Regions from separate parts of the Homo sapiens genome. Here region 2 is linked to region 1. Evidence: chromatin contacts called from ENCODE Hi-C or POLR2A ChIA-PET data. All regions are on one chromosome and are shown on one strand. Each heading gives the region's core, a stretch centred on a gene start or an enhancer-like site at or near the end of the contact. The rest is flanking DNA. Distances are from core to core; before and after follow the strand shown.

What was found. Hi-C counts contacts between places; a loop is a spot of excess contacts on that map. ChIA-PET counts read pairs that join two places held with the same protein, here RNA polymerase II (POLR2A). Pooled maps may share reads with other maps.
Region 2: a loop to region 1 is called in a map of ascending aorta, with 2.4 times the contacts of the local background. The contact joins two enhancer-like sites. A Hi-C loop is called at or near these places in 3 of 168 maps with a recorded cell type or tissue (ascending aorta, esophagus muscularis mucosa and prostate gland) and 3 of 50 pooled maps. POLR2A ChIA-PET finds 5 or more read pairs at or near these places in 1 of 52 experiments (BJ).

The regions. Positions count from the first base shown.
Region 1 is chr1:55,718,847-55,722,335 of GRCh38, forward strand. No RefSeq gene overlaps it. Among named protein-coding and RNA genes, the nearest start is that of LINC01753, 220 kb to the right of the region's middle. RefSeq lists enhancers at 1,113-1,613, 1,614-2,114. Within about 2 kb of position 1,570, at least 14 of the 41 ENCODE cell types and tissues checked have a DNase peak (open chromatin) inside an H3K27ac peak, as active enhancers do.
Region 2 is chr1:55,583,615-55,587,103 of GRCh38, forward strand. No RefSeq gene overlaps it. Among named protein-coding and RNA genes, the nearest start is that of LINC01753, 360 kb to the right of the region's middle. Within about 2 kb of position 1,555, at least 5 of the 41 ENCODE cell types and tissues checked have a DNase peak (open chromatin) inside an H3K27ac peak, as active enhancers do.

The sequences.
Region 1 (3,489 bases), core at 320-2,819:
CTTAAAATAATGCAACTTGGCTCCTGACTTTGATTCATGGGGGAGGAATTCACCCAAGGCCATCAGCCAACTGGAAGAGCTCAAAGGTCAAGGACTGTACATTTTTTCATAGCATTTCTCATTTGTTTGAGCTTAAACGAAGCTGAACCCTGCAGGGAAATGAGCACATGTTACGCATCTCTAAAGCCAGGAGGCTTCATGGCCAGGAAACTATGCTGGTCGGATAGTAATGCAAATGACTAATGCACCCTTCTGAGGTCTCATGTGGTTTGAGACCCCAGGAATCTGGGCCAGGCAGGAGACACATAGGCGGTGGCTCCAAACGAGAATGAGGGTGATTACACAAGAGGCAGCTCAGTTTGGTGAAGTGTTGTTCTGGGAATCAGGAGTGAGGTTTGCTCTCCAGTGTCCCTGAACAGGCCAGGTTCCTTCTCTGGTTTCAGTTACCTTGTGAATGTCTGGCTCTGACATACTAGGGGGCTATGGAAGACCTGGCAAATGTTTAGCCGTGTCTGCATCCTAATGGCAGATGTTAAAATCCAACCACATAGCCTTACTTGTTGCTCCCTAAACACCCGCTTTATACATCACTATGCCTTTAAACATTAAGTTCCCTTTACCAGGACCAGGCTCAGGGACAAGTCACTGTGCACATCTTCCTGCTCCCCCTTTAAGATTCAGTTCATTTCTCTTTGACTGGGAAGTTCTGACTCTCACAGACAGAGCTGGTCATTGCTGCCTTGTGCCTCCACAGCACTTGGGAACACAAAATTTGCCACAATTGGGATCTTGCAAAGAAATGTCAAAGGATTATCTCTTGTTTTTCTCCTGTGGGCTTTTCAAATTCAGGGAGGTCTTTGACTTGGGCTTTTCAGATCAGAATTCTCAGCCTCTAACACTGTGCCTGCCTGGAAAAAGGGCAAATCAATGAGACACAATATTCAGAGAAATAAAATTGTTTCTAATGAAGTTGGAGAGACTAATCTGTTACTTGGGTCTGTGTGAGTGGGCAATCTTTTCACCTGCTTGAGAGTTAAAAAAAAAATCATGAAATAGCCTCCCGATTTACTTTTCTTTCCCAGATTTGTACGTTACAGGTGCAATATTAGAAAGATCACAGGGCACAGAGTTAGACAGATGTGGGTTCAAATGCAAGGTTCACCACTCGGCTTGTTATGTTTTGTTAGAAAATCCACTTAACCCTCTGAACCTTTTCTTCATCTATAAAATTCAATAATATTGACTCCAAAAGATTAGTGTGAGGATTAAGTGAAGCAGGATACATAAAACTAGCATCATCAAAGGTTTTAGAAAGTATGTTAAACACCTACTGTGTGCCAGTCTGACACCAATAACCTTTGGGGAATCCTAATTGTGTATCTTGAAAGTCAGGCAAAGTAGAGCTTTGTTCCCACGCAGAGGACTCAGAGGTGAATTTACTTTCTTCCTAATCAGGAAAGAATTGCAGATGGGTGGGCAAGGTTGGGCCAGCTTCAAGCCTGGCAGATAACCAGTTAGGCTTAGCTGTGTCTATCCTGGTGCCAAAAAATGCTCATCCACAGAGCAGGGCTTTATCCTCAGGGAACGAGGGAACAGCTGCCCCCAGCTGTGCTTGCCACATGTTACTTTGCTTTGTTGAGACAAGCACTGCATGTGACCTGCTGCCCAGCAATGTCCCTTCCTCTGAGGCTGGCAGGGGCTCTTTCCAGAGCACCCCTCCTCAAAGGGACAAAACAGTATGATTCAGGTAACAGCCACTGATCTACTCTTCAGCACCAGGCTGTTTGATCTGCGCTTGCTCACTGAATCTTCAACTAGCTTAAGAAATAGCCACATTGTGCCTATTTAATACACGGGGGAACTAGTACCAGCAAATCTGTGATGCTAGAATTATTTGATTTATCTCAGCTTTAAAAACTGAATTCTTTCTTCTCTATAGTAGCATAGAATGGGGAGATTTGTACTTCATCTTCAGAAGACATTAATAATCACAACACAATAATACAAATTACAGTAATAGTTAACATTCACTGAGCTATTATTAGGCTTTTTTTTCATGAGGCAGAGTCTCACTATATTGCCCAGACTGGAGCACAGTGGTGTGATTTCGGCTCACTGCAACCTCCACTTCCCAGGCTCAAGCATTCTCGTACCTCAGCCTCCCGAGTACCTAGGATTACAGGAGGATTACAGGTGCCCACTACCAAGCCTGGTTTTCTTTTATTGTATTTTTAGTAGAGATAGGCTTTCACCATGTTGGCCAGGCTGGTCTTGAACTCCTGACCTCAAGTGATCTGCCTGCCTCACCCTCCCAAAGTGCTGGGATTACAGGTGTGAGACACTGTGCCAGCCTAAGCAGTGGTTTTCAATGGAAATTAATTTTGCCCCCCAACCCCTGAAACATTTGAAAATGTCTGAGACATTTTTGGAGTGCTATGGCATCTGGTGGGTAGAGGCCAGTGATGCTGCTAAACATCCTGCAGTACATAGGACAGTTCCCAGCAACAAAGAATTGTCTAGTCCAAAATGCCAGTTGTGTGGATGTTGAGAAACCCTAATGTAAATAATTTCAATGGATTATGTCTTTTCATTTTTATTAAGGCCAGGCATGGTAGATCACACCTGTAGTCCCAGCACTTGGGGAGGCTGAAGTGGGCAGATCATGAGGTCAGGAGATAAAGGCCATCCTGGCCAACATGGTGAAACCCCATCTCTATTAAAAATACAAAAATCAGCTGGGCATGGTGGCACATGCCTATAATCCCAGCTACCCAGGAGGCTGAGGCAGGAGAATCACTTGAACCAGGGAGTTGGAGGTTGCAGTGAGCCGAGATGGTGCCACTGCATTCCAGCCTGGCGACAGAGCAAGACTCCATCTCAAAAAAATAAAACTCAACAAGGTAGATATAATTTTGTCCCTTTAAGACAAGAAATCTGAAACATAGAGAAGTTAGGTTCTTCTTGCAAGATGGCACCAGGATGTAGTGATACTAGGAATTTGAACCCAGGGATCCTGAGGCCAGCACTCCTGACCACAACAGGGCCATTAGCTCATTTGAAGTTCCTCAAAGTACTCAATAGATTGCCTGGTGCTTACAGAAATGAAGAGGCTGTCCTGTGAAAAGATAATCAGGGAAGTCCTCCTGAAAGGAATCCTGAGCTAAACTCAGACTCCTCTGAGTCCCACACTGCAAGTAGGTGGCAGGCTTTGGGCCCCATCCCACCCTTCATGCTTCTCAGCCGGGACCCTCCACAGGGTCATGCTGTGTTCAAATGAGCAAATGGATGCGAAAGTGCTTAGAAAAGGACCATAGCTATAGCAACATGAGGGATAAATATGACACATTGACTTTTCACAGGAGAATGCCTTAAAGCCTTTAAAATGTACACATCTCTACAATCTACCTAAAGTGAAGTTTTCATGGGTGAAGGCTACAGTAGGGGAGACTCTTCAGGCAATAAAGTCTTCCATATTATCACCCTCTCTAG
Region 2 (3,489 bases), core at 305-2,804, 140 kb before region 1:
GTGGGAGGACCTTGGGTTCATTGAATCCAATCCTTCCATGGTACAGCAAAGGAAATGTGGGTCCAGAGTAGGAAGGATGTGTACCTGAGGTAGCACAGCCTTGTCATGTTGGGAGACAACTCGTTTCCTGCTTCTTAGTGAAGATCCTTCAGTCAACTAAGAAGTGGGTCCAAACTCTCCTCTCACCCTTAGGATAACTCTCCAGGCATATAGGATTTCTTGGACCTTCATATTGAGTTTCTTAGGGAGACAGAGCAGTGAGCCATCTGAGGCTTTGTGTTCTCTGCTGCTCCCGTTGTCTGAGTCCTGTGGCCGCTGAGCCCTGCTGCCACTCTTCCCGTCCCAGACTCAGTTACTGCCACCAGGGCTTGGACTGAGGTGAAGCAAGAAAGGAAGCCATCTGCCTGGGCAATTACAGGAACTTGAGAAGAAGGCTTCCTTAAATTTTCACCCTAGGCCCTTCACTTGCCTCACCCTGATGCCAGCCTTGACCTCTTCTGGCATTCCGCAAACGTGTCATGCCCTCTCCCACCTCAGGACTTTTGTGTTTGCTGCTTCTTTTTGGCCTGGAACATTCCATCCCTGAGAGCTGTGTGGCACCCTCACTGCCTTCTGTCTGGGCTCTAAGATCACCTTGGAGGGAACTTCCCTGAGGTGGGGTGGCTGTGTCTTCTGTTTATCCCTCACCCAGTTTTATTTTTCACCCCAGCACTCAACAACTCCTGACACGTTTGTTTACTTCTTGCCTTGACCCTCCATGTGGTATGAATGACGGCCCCTGAAAGTGGCAGAGTGGGGGCAACCCTCAATACATATTGGTTGACTAAAGGATGGAAAGGCTGAGCAGGGGTCACCTGTCTTGCCTCCTCCTTCAAGATGTGACTTTCCATTCCATGGAGTCACTCTGGCTAATTCTTTGGTTTCATTGTCTCCTTAAAAATCTCTCCAAAATATTCAGGCTGAAAGTGCTTTGATGTACCAAGTTTATAGTACACACTCAGACCTTTTTTTAAAAAAATTCACTTTCATCTAACTTTTTGTATTAAAAAATCCTATAATCCCATAACCCACCACCTAGAGGCAGCGTGTTCATTGAGGTTGTTTGCTGTACTTCACATGTGTTTATTAAGACTGCAGTGAAATGGCTGTAAGTGGTAGCTGCTTGTCTGGCAGAGGAAGAGCATCCCTCTGGCCCCATCAGGGATGCTCTGGCACAACAGGTAGGATCTTCATCATTGCCCTCCCCATTCAAAGCCACCATGGCCCCCTTTGCCTGAAGACTGAGGTCTCAGCTCCTCCTCCACAGGGCTCTTGAAGTTCTGCCACACTGGGCTCAACCCCTTCCCAGTGCTCCCTCCCTTTTGCACCCTTAGAAACCTTTGCTCCAGCCAGACTTGTCTCCTCATTATCCTTCCAATATCTGCGTCTGCAGCTTTCTCCCTTAGAAACCTCATTATTTCCACAGCTTCAATTCCCCCACCCCCACCCCATTCTTTGTTTCCAGACCTCAGCTACAGCTCAAATTTCAAATTGCCTGTTGGCATCTCTTTCTGTGAGCCCTGCCAGCAACTCAAACTCAGCATGGCCAGAGCCTGCCTTTATTTTCTCTCCCCAAATTGTCCTCCTCTTTCCTCCCCACATTTCTATTAGGAGTCCCATCATTCTCACTGACACCCAAGTTGGAAATTTCAGAGTCTGATTAGCTTTTCTTTTTCTTTTGCCACCACATCTAGTGAGTCACCACATTCTATCAGTTCATCCTAATGATAGCTGTGGGTATGTTATTAGTCCATTTTCATACTGCTATTAAGAAATACCTGAGACTGGGTAATTTATAAGGAAAAATAAGTTTAATCGACTCAGAGTTCCACATGGCTGGGGAGGCCTGACAATCATGGTGGAAGGTGAAGGAGGAGCAAATGTACGTCTTACATGGTGGCAGGCAAGAGAACATGCATAGTGGAACTGCCCTTTATAAAATCATCAGATCTCTTGAGACTTAATCATTATCACAAGAACAGCAAGGGCAAAACCTGTCCCCGTGTTTCAATTACCTCCCACTGGGCCTCTCTCACAACATGTGGGGATTATGGGAGCTACAGTTCAAGATGAGATTTGGGTGAGAACACAGCCAAACTATATCAGGTATATTGACTAATCACAGACCCACTATGTGTCAAGTAGCATAGTAAGTCCTCACCTAATGTCATCCATAGTTTCTTTTTTTTTCTCTCTCTTTTTTTATTATAAGTTCTAGGGTACATGTGTAGAACGTGCAGTTTTGTTACATAGGTATGCACGTGCCATGGTGGTTTGCTGCACCCATCAACCTGTCACCTACATTAGGTATTTCTCCTAATGTTAACCCTCCCCTAGCCTCTCCACTCCCAAACAGGCCCTGGTGTGTGATGTTCCCTTCCCTATGTCCATGTGTTCTCATTGTTCAGATCCCACTTATAAGAGAACATGTGGTGTTTGGTTTTCTGTTCTTGTGATAGTTTGCTGAGAATGATGGTTTCCAGCTTCATCCATGTCCCTACAAAGGACATGAACTCATCCTTTTTGTGGCTGCATAGGATTCCATGTGACTGTGAAACAAAGTATAAAAACCAATTATTTTTCTTATCAAGATTATAAGGAAAGAAAGGTGAATGTGAGACATTATTCAAGGACCTGCTGTTTTGCTTCAAGTCACAGTTCCTAAGAACCTATTGATAACATTGAGGATTTAGTGTATTGTCCACAATCTCCAAAATGAGGCTGTATGATGCTTAGGGTACAAGTGAAGCTGGGGTAATACAGGGACCCAGGTATTCAGTGGCCTAACTTAAGCAGGTGTTTATTCCTCTCTTCTGTAATAGTCCAGAGGCAATAGTTCAGGGAGAGCAGGACTCTTGTCCTTTTAGGGCAGCTAGGAATCCAGGCTAGTAGGTCAGTCTGTTGTCTGCATTGTGTCTTTCTGAGACCACTCCAGTTGTTTCTATTTTCCAGCCTGCAGAAATAATTAGGCTGGGAAATTAGCAAGTAGCTGAGCCTGTCTTTGGGAGTGACTTGAAAGTCACACACATCACTTCTGCATGTGTCGCCCTGGTCTGAACTTAGTCTCATGACCACATCTAGCTCCAAACAAAGCTGGGAAATGTAGCTTCTAGCTGGCTACAGTTAGAGAACTTAAGTTCTCTAACTCTATAACCCAAGTGCCTTCACCCTGTCACAGGCCCCCCATGACCTAGCCGTTGCCTCTGTTGGTCGCTGCCTCCATGACCTGGTCTCTGCCTCACTCCAGCCTTCTCTCTCTCTCTGTTCCTTCTCTTGCACTGACTTGTTGTGGTTGGCCTGGGTACCTCCAGGCTTGGGCACATACCTGGAATGGTTTGTCTCCACAACCTGCTGGGTAACAGCTGTTTGTACTTCATGACAGCTTGGGTGGTTTCTTCTCCAAGAGGCCTTCCCTGACCTTCTCTTCTCCTCACTAGATTAGGGGATTCT